2 separate regions of the Homo sapiens genome follow, and region 2 is linked to region 1. A link is an interaction called in ENCODE POLR2A ChIA-PET data of the cell type or tissue named here. Cell type or tissue: CD4-positive, alpha-beta T cell. All regions are shown on one strand. Each heading gives the region's core, and the rest is flanking DNA. Links, peaks and the distances in the headings are about the cores only.

Region 1 (5,499 bases), core at 943-4,942:
CCAGGAATCTTCCACTAGAAACAGCCCCCTGACAAATCCCATTAAGACAAATGCCTCTTGGGCCTCTGTTGAAGCCGAAGTCTGATTTGAGTTAGACTCTGGCCTACGATTCCCCGTCAAAGCTGCTGCCTTCACCCTGCAACTAAAGCCATGGCTCCTTTGTACCTGCTGCCACTCACATACATCAGGGTAGAAGAAGCAATGGCCACTGCTCCCTGGGACATGCCCATTTCTCTCCCACCCATACTCCTCCACCTGGGTTCCGCCTTATCTAGCTACTCCTTGAAGATGGGCATATTCAGTGATTCTAGGGGACTGTTTCTTTAATTTCCCCCCCGTCTGTCCCTGGAACGTGATAAAAATACCCAGCATTGATCTTTTTTTCTTCCCTTTCTGCCAGGATAATGTTTACCCAGGTGTCAATCAGGAGAAGAATTTGGCTTCCTAATTTCTCTTCTCCTCCCTGGGGGCCGCACATCTCCCTGCCTCGCATGGACACTGAGCTGGAATCAAGGTTACTAATAATCCCCCAGCACACACAGACACCGAAAGCACATATATTAAAGTCACATATTGATTTATATTTTCGGGTCCCTCTGCCTTTCTGCCCAGCCTCAGCCTTTCTCTTTGCCAAGGAGAAAAAAGAATTACACAGCCATATTTTTCGCCAAGATGTTTAGTGTAAAGAGCATTGTGTCTGAAGGTAATTCCCGCTCTCCCACCCTCTTTGCGGGTATTTTAAAAAAATAGTGTGGCATTGCCTATCCATATGCATTTATCTTTTTGCTGTTCGTTGTTTCAATTTTCCCTGAGGGTACCAAAGAGAGATTTAAGGTAGACTGTCAGAAGGTCTTCCTGGCTTGACAAATGGTGGGCTGCCATCTCCAAAGAGGCTGGTTGTTTCGCCAGCAGAGATAATCCTATTGCAGGTAGGGGTGGAGTGGGTAAGAGTGAGTGTAGAAGGCAGGGCAATGGATTCAGCAGCCTCTAGAGGTCACCCCAGGCTGGGTGTGGTGACTCATGCCTGCAATCCCAGCATTTTGGGAGGTCGAGGCGGGAGCATCACTTGAGGCCAGGAGTTTGAAACCAGCCTGGGCAACATGGTAAGACCCTGTCTCTAAAAAAAAAAAAAAAAGAAAAAAATTAGCCACGCATGGTGGTGCACATCTGTAATCCTAGCTATTCGGGAGAGTCACCTGGGCCTAGAAGTTCAAGGTTACAGTGAGCTATGATGGCTCTGCTGCACTCTCATTTGGGCTAGAGTGAAACCCTGTCTCTAAAAAAATTAAAAAAATAATAAAAGGCCGGGCACAGTGGCTCACACCTGTAATCCCAGCATTTTGGGAGGTCAAGGCGGGCAGATCACGAGGTCAGGAGATCAAGACTATCTTGGCCAACATGGTGAAACCCCGTTTCTACTAAAATACAAAAAATTAGCCGGGCGTGGTGGCGCACACCTGTAGTCCCAGCTATTCTGGAGGCTGAGGCAGGGGAATCGCTTGAACCCAGGAGGCAGAGGTTGCAGTGAGCCGAGATCGCACCACTGCACTCCAGCCTGGTGACAGGGCAAGACTCTGCCTCAAAATAAATACATAAATAAATAAATAATAATAAAAGAGATTACCCACCAGTTCAAATAGCACCTCATAATTACTGGCTGTGGTCCCATTTCACAGATGGGAAAATCAAGGAGTGAGTTTGCTTCCCATTGGCAGGGAACTGAGGCTCTGGATTCCATATCAACCTTGCCTTTCCACCTGGATTCAGGATTTGATGGGAAAATAACTTTCCTCCAGGTGGGGCTGACTCTTGCACTGAGACCCTGGGGGCGGGACAGCTGGGGGGTAGTGCTGGCAGAGGAGGAGCCTCATTCTTTAAAAAGGGCTCTCAAAGCACTAAGCCTGAGGCTCACAGTCTTCCCCTAACCTCTCCTCCCACCCAGAGGCCCTGTCACTCTGGCAGAGCAGACAGTTAAAAATGCCAGGCTAGGCATTTGACTCCAGTTCCCTCAGGGGCTCTTGGGATGGGAGCAGTGTTGAGCATGGGAAAGGAGACTCCCACACAAACTTGGCCCCATCTTCTTCATGCTGGTTGTGAGTTTCCTCCCCTCTCCCATACTTCATTTGCTCCTCACAAATGCTCTGGGAGGTAGAGGGTGTCAGCCGCATTTTACACATGGGAAAATTGAAGTTAAGTACTTGACTAGCAACATGTAGCCAGGAGAAGGCAAAGCCTCAACTACAGCCCAGCTGTCCTGATTCCCCCCTGCCACAAGGCTGGCCTCCTGGTACTCAGCTTGGCAAGGGTCAGGAGCCCTTGGTGACCTTTTTCAGATCCCTCCGGCCTCCTTGCCTGGCTGTGGCCTTGGGATCATGGCTCTCTCATTCTCCACCCCTGGTACTGGAAAAGCGGCTTCTCTTTTGGTTGTGCCCAGATGCACTTGGGCTGGGGGTCAGGACTTTCCCTGATGGAGCTTGACCAGGGTCCTGGGGCCTGTCCAGCCCCTGCCAGAGACTCTGGGGATGCTGGCTGTCTGCTGCTTTCCCTTTGGTATTTTTCAGTGGCTTGGTTGAGTCGCCTCGAACTCACTGTCTCTCATTTCATTCTAGAGCCTGTTTTAACCCCTAGCAGGGTGAGAACTAATATCTGTGGAAAGTCACTGTGTGCCAGCCCTGGGCAGGGTGCTGTCCCTCCATGCTGTTGACCCCACAAGGTGAAGGTTGAGCCCCCATGTTATGGGGGACTCCGAGGCTCAGGGAGCATAAGTAACTTCCCCAAGGTCACCCAGCGGGTAAGGGGAGTTCCTATGACGGGGCCTGGTCTTCCTGACCCCAAGTCCTTGCTTTGAGCTCGCTCCACCCATCTGCTGTCTCCGTCAGACAAGCCAGGTGGGGGCAGGGGCCAGACAGCGCAGGGCGCGGCGGGAATCAGCAACAAGGACCCTCCCGGGGAACTTTTCCCATTGAAAATCTGTTCCCTCGCGGCCACGGGTGATGTCTGGCTGGAGCTGATGAAAAACGTGCAGTGTAATGGAGGAGGGCGGCGAGGGCGGCGAGGGCGGCGCGGGCGGCCCGGGCGGGGGCAGCGTGGCATTGAGATTCTGCGGGGCGCGGGGGGCGGCGAGGGCCCTGACACTGGCCGGGTAATTGATCTGGAGGTGCCAATTTGCAGCAACTAAATATTTGGTTTCTGCCTTTGCCCGCTCCGCGCTCTGCTCAAACAAACTTCAATTAAAAGCGAAAAGCGAGGGGTGGGGAGGCGGCTCACCCGGGTCCCTGCGGCCCGATCGATGGCGCGGAGCCCGCGGGCTGGCGAGCGCGGCGCGCCGGGCGGGGACACGGCGGACGTGGGCCGGGCGGGCGCCCTCTTCCGGATCGCCGAGCACCGGGCGCCCGGCCCGCGGGAGGCAGCGCCCGAGGGTGGGATGGCGGAGGCGGTGCTAGGAGCCCGGGAGCCGCGGCTTTAGCTCAGCTCAGCTGAGCGGAGGGGTGGCCACCGTGTGCCAAGCGGGGGTCACACACAGGGCCAACCCCAACACCTCCACCGCGGAGTGTGAGCCTGTGTACTAGGCTAGAAAACCCGGGGAAGGAGACGTCGCGGGGCGCTGACCCTGTTCTCCCTATGCACCTCTCCAAACAAACTTTGAAGATGACCTTGTTGTTCGGTGCAATCACTCAGGTCTTTCCTGAGCGCCACTGGGTGCTGGGTGCACTGGGCTCCAAAGCCAGTCTCCTCTTCCATGTCTGTCCACCCCTTTACTCTTGGGTTGGCAAAAGAGCTGCCAGTGAATCCATCCCAGGACCCAACCTTGGAGGGGTCTGAAGGGGAGGGCTTGGAATTGGGAGAAGAGTAGTGAGATCCTGGGGGTTTGGAGAGGGGTCCTGGGAGGTGGCCACAGCTTGGAGCAGAGGAGGAGATCATTGGGTCACAGTTGCCTTTTTTGGGGTTCAAGACAAACAGCAACAATAGTCATTCACTGGGTGAAGTTAGCCCACAGGGAAGTTTCTCTTCCTCAAGAATCTTCCAGTCCTTTGAGGGTAGAGGGGAAGGGCTGGGAAGAAGAGCTCACCACTGTGCGACAGGCAGAGCATCTCTGGTCAGCCGGGTAGGGCAGCCTGGGGCACAGGAACAGTTCTGGGAGAGATGTGATGGGAGGAGGTGGGGCTGGCAAAGAGGCATCCAGGTCGGCATAGAAGGCAGAGGTAGATTCAGATCCAAGGAAAGAGGAGGGGAGCTGGGGTCCTTTCATCTGAGTGAAATTTTCTTGAGGGCCAGAGGCAGGAGCTGAGGCAGAGGAGCTAGGAAGGTGAGGGAGGGGGCCCTTGGCCTTTCCCACATTTCTGTGCCCCACCTTCCAGGGTGGAAGACTTACTCCTTCACCAGATGAGGCTGCTGCTAGTTCACTCAGCTGTGGGCTGTGGCCCCTTTCCTTCCCGCTCCCTGTCGACCCCTTCCCCTGTCCTCCTAGGTACCCCGTGGCCCACAGCGGGCTGTTAGAGCACAGGTCTTGCTTGTGTGGACCCTAGCCTCCAGGCCCTCAGATGCCCACTCCTTGGTGCATAGGGCTCTGGGAGAGGGTGGTCCTGCTATCTCGGCTTCTATCCCTTTTGACACTAAGATGCCTCGCTTGCCGGACCCTCAACCACACTCAACTCCCAGCTCTGTCTCTCTTAGTGGCTTGGGGCACCAATCTCCCCATCACACAGAAGTTGGATCCAGAGCTCCGCATGAGGCTGAGGATGAGCCTAGGGCTGGCCTGCCCCTAGGAGCCTCCCCCACCCCCCACCCCTCAGGGGTGGGGGGCTGCAGCACTCCCAGCCTTCTGCCTGAAGCCCGTTCCCAGCCTGTAAGCTGGGCGCCTGCTCCCTTGAATTCCCTCCCTCCCTCTCCCTTCCTGAGCGCTGAGCTGTGGAGCAGAATGATTTCCTGTAATTGGCCAGCAATCCGGCCGCCCGACTTGTTCTATCGACATGCTGGTTAGCTGGAAATTGTATTGGAATCTAAGTGACTGGGAGCGGAGGGGAAGGTGGGGAGCAAAGAGAGGCGGTTTGGGTCCCAGCTGGGTGCAGCCTCAGCTCTGCAGGTGGGATGAGGAACCACCAGCCACGTCTCTCCTGGAAGGAGCAGGAAAGCAACCTATAGCACCACATCACCTCCTTCCTTTTGCTCCTTCTCTCCCACCATGTCCGGGGGTCTCCCTGCCCACTCCTATATGACCCCATGGCCTGAAGTCATCACTGCCATCGCATTCCCCCTCCTGCTCTGAGACTGTTTCCTTCTGACCTAAAGTGCCTTGGTGAGAACTAGGGGCGCTCAGCAGCGCGCCTATCCTGCTCCCATTCAATTTCTAGCCATGGAGGCTCATCATGGAAGGTCCTAAACCTTTCCCTGCCTCTGCCCTGCCCCCCATGAGGAGAGAGAGAGAATGAACATTTGAAGAAGAGTTGTCAATTACTAAAGAGCCAAAGTGTATAATGGGGGCAGTGCAGATAGCCGGAG
Region 2 (5,499 bases), core at 845-4,844, 960 kb before region 1:
AATGTGACATGATACCTAAAGGTACCCTGGGTAGGGCGTGGTGGCTCATGCCTGTAATCCCAGCACTTTGGGAAGCCGAGGTGGGTGGATCACCTGAGGTCGGGAGTTCAAGACCAGCCTGACCAACACAGAGAAACCCCATCTCTGCTAAAAATACAAAAAAAAAATTAGCCGGGCATGCTGGTGCATGCCTGTAATCCCAGCTACTTGGGAGGCTGAGGTAGGAGAATTGGGAGGCTGAGGTAGGAGAATTGCTTGAAACCGGGAGGCGGAGGTTGTGGTGAGCCGAGATCGCGCCATTGCACTCCAGCCTGGGGAACAAGAGTAAAACTCTGTCTCAAAAAAAAAAAAAAAAAGTGAACTCTGGCTGGGCACAGTAGCTCACTCCTGTAAATCCACCACTTTGGGAGGCTGAGGTGGGAGGATCACTTGAGGCCAGGAGTTTGAGACCAGCGTTGGCAGTATAGTAAGACCATGTCTCTACTCCCCAACTGACAAAAAATTGTTTTTTTTTAATTAGCTGGACGTGGTGGCACACACCTGTAGTCCCAGCTACTCAGGAGGGTAAGGCAGAAGGACTGCTTGAGATTGGGAGGCATGATGGCGTGTGCCTGTGGTCCCAGCTACTCAGGAGGGTGAGGCAGAAGAACTGCTTGAACCCAGGAGGCAGAGGTTGCAGTGAGCTGAGATTGCACCACTGCACTCCAGCCTTGGTGACAAAGGAAAACTCCTCTCCAAAAAAAGAAAAAAAAAAAATACAGCCTGGTACAGTGGCTCACACCTGTAATCCCAGCACTTTGGGAGGCCGAGGCAAATCACCTGAGGTCGGGAGTTCAAGAACAGTCTGACCAACATGGAGAAACCCTCTCTACTAATAATACAAAATTAGCCAGGTGGGGTGGCACATGCCTGTAATCCCAGCTACTTGGGAGGCTGAGGCAGGAGAATCACTTGAACCCGGGAGGCAGAGGTTGTGGTAAGCTGTAATCGTGCCATTGCACTCCAGCTTGGGCAGCAAGAGTGAAACTCTGTCTCAAAAACATAAAAAAATAAGACGGACGTGGTGGGGCGCACCTGTACTCCCAGCTACTCGGGAGGCTGAGACAGGAGAACTGCTTTAGCACAGGAGGCGGAGGTTGCAGTGAGCTGAGATAGAGCCATGGCACTCCAGCCTGGGCAACAGAGTAAGACTTTTTTTTTCTTTTTTTTTTGAGACGGAGTCTCGCTCTGTCTCCCAGGCTGGAGTGCAGTGGCGCGATCTCAGCTCACTGCAAGCTCCGCCTCCTGGGTTCACACCATTCTCCTGCCTCAGCCTCCCAAGTAGCTGGGACTACAGGCACATGCCACCACGCCCAGCTAATTTTTGCGTTTTTAGTAGAGACGGGGTTTCACCATGTTAGCCAGGATGGTCTTGATCTCCTGACCTCGTGATCCGCCCGCCTCGGCCTCTCAAAGTGCTAGGACTACAGGCGTGAGCCACCGTGCCTGGGTGAGACTTCATCTTAAAAAAATAAATAATAATGTGCCAGGTACAGTGGCTCACGCCTGTAATCCCAGCACTTTGGGAGGCGGAGGTGGGCGGATCATGAGGTCAGGAGTTCAAGACCACCCTGGCCAAGATGGTGAAACCCTGTCTCTACCAAAAATACAAAAATTAGCCAGCTGTGGTGGCAGATGCCTGGAATCCCAGCTACTCCGGAGGCTGAGGTAGAGAACTGCTTGAACCTGGGAGGCAGAGGTTGCAGTGAGCTGAGACAGCACTACTGCATTATAGCCTGGGAGACAGACGGAGACTCTGTCTCAAAAAAAAAACAAAGTAATAATAATAATAATAATACATAAAGTCAAAGTTTCCAAGAACCTACCAAAGACGTTAAGTGAGAGCCTAGTGTAATGGCATAAATCTTCTATGGGCCCTTTGTCACAATGCCCTCCTTCCCCTGCCTTATCTCATCCCATAATTCAATGAGCATTAGTTAGCTACAATAAAAAAATCTGGGCCGGGCACAGTGGCTCACGCCTGTAATCCCAGCACTTTGGGAGGCTGAGATGGGGGGATCATGAGGTCAGGAGATTGAGACCATCCTAGCTAACACGGGGAAACCCTGTCTCTACTAAAAATACAAAAAAATTAGCTGGGCGTGGTGGTGGGCGCCTGTAGTCCCAGCTACTCGGGAGGCTGAGGCAGGAGAATGGCGTGAACCCAGGAGGCGGAGCTTGCAGTGAGCCGAGATCGCGCCACTGCACTCCAGCCTGGGCGACTGAGCAAGACTCCGTCTCAAAAAAAAAATAATAAATAATAATAATAATAATAATAATTTGGGAGACATTAACTAACATCTGCCAAGTCTAATGACTTTAAAGACTGATCTACTTGGTTCATTCCTAAGTCTTTTCTACTAGACTACCCTGCCCCTGACCACAGAACATAGATGTTTTTCTTTACTTAGAAACGTTACCTAGGGGCTGGGCCAGTGGCTCATACCTGTAATTCGAATACTTTGGGAAGCCGAGGAAGGAGGATTGCTTGAGCCCAGGAGTTACAGACCATCCTGGGCCACACAGTAAGACCCTGTCTCTACAAAAAAAAACTAGGCTGGGCGCGGTGGCTCACGCCTGTAAACCCAGCACTTTGGGAGGCCAAGGCGGGTGGATCATGAGGTCAGGAGTTCGAGATCAGCCTGGTCAACATGGTGAAACCCCATCTCTACTAAAGATACAAAAAATTAGCCAGGCATGGTGGCGCACGCCTGTAATCCCAGCTACTTAGGAGGCTGAGGCAGGAGAATTGCTTGAACCTAGGAGGCAGAGGTTGCAGTGAGCCGAGATCACGGCACCACCGCACTCCAGCCTGGGCAACAGGGCAAGACTCCATCTCAAAAAAGAAAGAAAAATTAGCCAGGTGTGGTGGTTTGTGCCGGTAGTCCCAGCTACTTGGGAGGCGAGGTGGAAAGATCACTTGAGCGAACCCTGGAGGTCGAGGCTGCGGTGAGCTGTGACTGCATCATTTGCACTCCAGCCTGGGCACAGTGCGAGACTAACTAAAAAGAAACAAAACAACCACCCAGGTGTGGTGATGGGAGATTGTAGTCCCAGCTACTCAGGAAGCTTGGGCGGATCACTTGAGGCTATGAGCCAGGAGTTCGAAGCTGCAGTGAGTTATGATCATGCCACTGCACTCTAGCCTGGTCAACAGAATGAGACTATATCTCTAAAAAACAGAACACACACACACACATACACACACACACGAAACATAACTTAGCATTGTACATTATTCAGGGTACTTCATGTTGCCAAACTATGAGTTCCTTGGGCTAAACACAAAGTAATAGAAAAACAGGGGACTTGGCCAGGTGCAGTGGCTCACGCCTATAATCCTAACACTTTAGGAGGCCGACGCAGGTGGATTATCTGAGGTCAGGAGTTCAAGGCCAGCCTGGTCAACACGGCAAAACCCCATCTCTACTAAAAATAGAAAAATTAGCCGGGCATGGTGGCAGCAGGCGCCTGTAATCCCAGCTACTCAGGAGGCTGAGACAGGAGAATCGCTTGAACCGAGATCACACCGGGCAATGGACTGAGACCCTGTCTCAAAAAAAAGAATTCCCCCTACTGCAACCCTACTGTCCTCTCTCAAGCTTCCTCTTACATGCTACTGCTGGAGATAGAAATAAGACTTCTTAGCCTGAAGTGAACTATCATTCGAAAGCAAAACAGGCCAATTTCCAAGAAGTTGCTAGTTTATACCTTCCCTAGTTGAGCTATTATTAAGTATTTCCTGTATAAGCCCTTCTCTTCCATTTCCTGCTAGGTCAGAGTCAACAAATATCCGGTTTTTATCAACAGGTTTAATTAAGCAGATCACTTACTATGTCAGCAAGATGGGCCAATATGTGATGATACCTTTGACTAAAGTTAGAGTAGGCCGGGTGTGGTGGCTCAAGCCTGTAATCCCAGCACTTTGGGAGGCCGAGGCGGGCGGATCACAAGGTCAGGAGATCGAGACCATCCTGGCCAACATGGTGAAACCCCGTCTCTACTAAAAATACAAAAAAATTAGCCGGACATGGTGGCGGGCGCCTGTAGTCCCAGCTACTCGGGAGGCTGAGGCAGGAGAATGGCATGAACCCGGGAGGTGGAGCTTGCAGTGAGCCGAGATGGCGCCACTGCACTCCAGCCTGGGCGACAGAGCAAGACTTCGTCTCAAAAAATAAATAAATAAAATAAAATAAATAGAGTAGGCTAGTGCTTCTCCAGACTGCAAGCAACTGAAACTTCAACAGTTTTCTTCCAGACATCCCAGAGTACATTAGTTCCCTTCCATATGCTTAAATGATCCTCCATCTTAAGAAAAACTCAAGTCCGTGATCTTAAAAATGAGACTAACTTTTCACGTCATTCATGCAACATGTTAATAGCTGCCCGAAATAGCTGTTTTCAGCAGTAGCCCAAAAGGCTCTCTCTAATTCTAAGTCAATCTCCAAAAAGGAATCGCAAAGCATCCTAAAAGGTTGATTTCAAGGGAAAGCCAATATAGCTTACTCATAAACATCTCTGCAAACGGAAGAATGAATAAACGAAATCCAAAGATAACCCTCCAACCTAATTTTAGTTTTTAGTTTCTGACTCCTCTTCCCAGCAAACCTCTTTCAAGATTTGGCAAGCAGGCCACAGAGTAAGAAAAGTAAAGATTTCTGGTGTTCCCCAAGCTATTACTTCCTGCTGCTTTCCTCAAAAACTGGGTAATCAGCTAGTTTACAACAATGCTAGTAAACAAGGAAAACCCTAAAGGCAAAGATAATCCACAAACTAACCAAGAGCTATATCTACCTGAGGTCAAACATAAGAAGAGAACTGCTTCTTAACAGCTCCTGCTTAACAGTCCCATCCACACTACCCCACCCCCTCTAAATGGTGGCACTCATTGGTCACAAGAGCCAACTTTCTAACTTCAGAAAATCACCTCTCTTTCAGATCTTTACTACTCACTAAAGATCTAGTGACAGACTTATCATACCCTATAAACACCAAAAAATAACTCAGAGCCTATTTGGTTCTTTAATACACTAGGAATAATGCTGGGCACAGTGGCTCACGCCTGTAATTCCAGCACTTTGGGAGGCTGAGGCGGGCGGATCACCTGAGGTCGGGAGTTCGAGACCAGCCTGACCAACACGGAGAAACCCCGTCTCTACTAAAAATACAAAATTAGCTGGGTGTGGCTGTGCATGCCTGTAATCCCAGCTACTCAGGAGGCTGAGGCAGGAGAATCACTTGAACCCGGGAGGCGGAGGTTGCGGTGAGCCGAGGTTGCACCATTGCACTCCAGCCTGGGCAACAAGAGCGAAACTCCATCTCAAAAAAAAAAAAAAAAAACACCAAGGAATAAATTATTTAACAAGTCTTAAAATTTCATGAGCTTATAGAAGACACTCAAAGAGCTCCTATACTCTGGTAGAAGGTATATTACTAAGCCAAGGTTTCAAAAACCTATAA

The links. Peaks named below come from ENCODE experiments on the same cell type or tissue, not always from the same donor. Only the 100,000 strongest peaks of a DNase experiment are listed, where the experiment ranks them.
Region 2: POLR2A ChIA-PET joins it to region 1 with 5 read pairs; 3 of 35 experiments call an interaction of 5 or more read pairs at or near these places.

The regions. Positions count from the first base shown.
Region 1 is chr17:45,016,042-45,021,540 of GRCh38, forward strand. No RefSeq gene overlaps it. Among named protein-coding and RNA genes, the nearest start is that of DCAKD, 33 kb to the right of the region's middle. RefSeq lists an enhancer at 2,585-2,714 and silencers at 3,225-3,474, 3,331-3,510. In CD4-positive, alpha-beta T cell, for the core only: no CTCF peak of the experiment used is centred there; DNase peaks (open chromatin) are centred at 2,840 and 3,360; H3K4me3 peaks cover 858 bases; H3K27me3 peaks cover 2,487 bases.
Region 2 is chr17:44,055,957-44,061,455 of GRCh38, forward strand. All of the region lies in intron 2 of LSM12 (LSM12 homolog), which reads right to left. Among named protein-coding and RNA genes, the nearest start is that of LSM12, 8.0 kb to the right of the region's middle. In CD4-positive, alpha-beta T cell, for the core only: no CTCF peak of the experiment used is centred there; no DNase peak of the experiment used is centred there.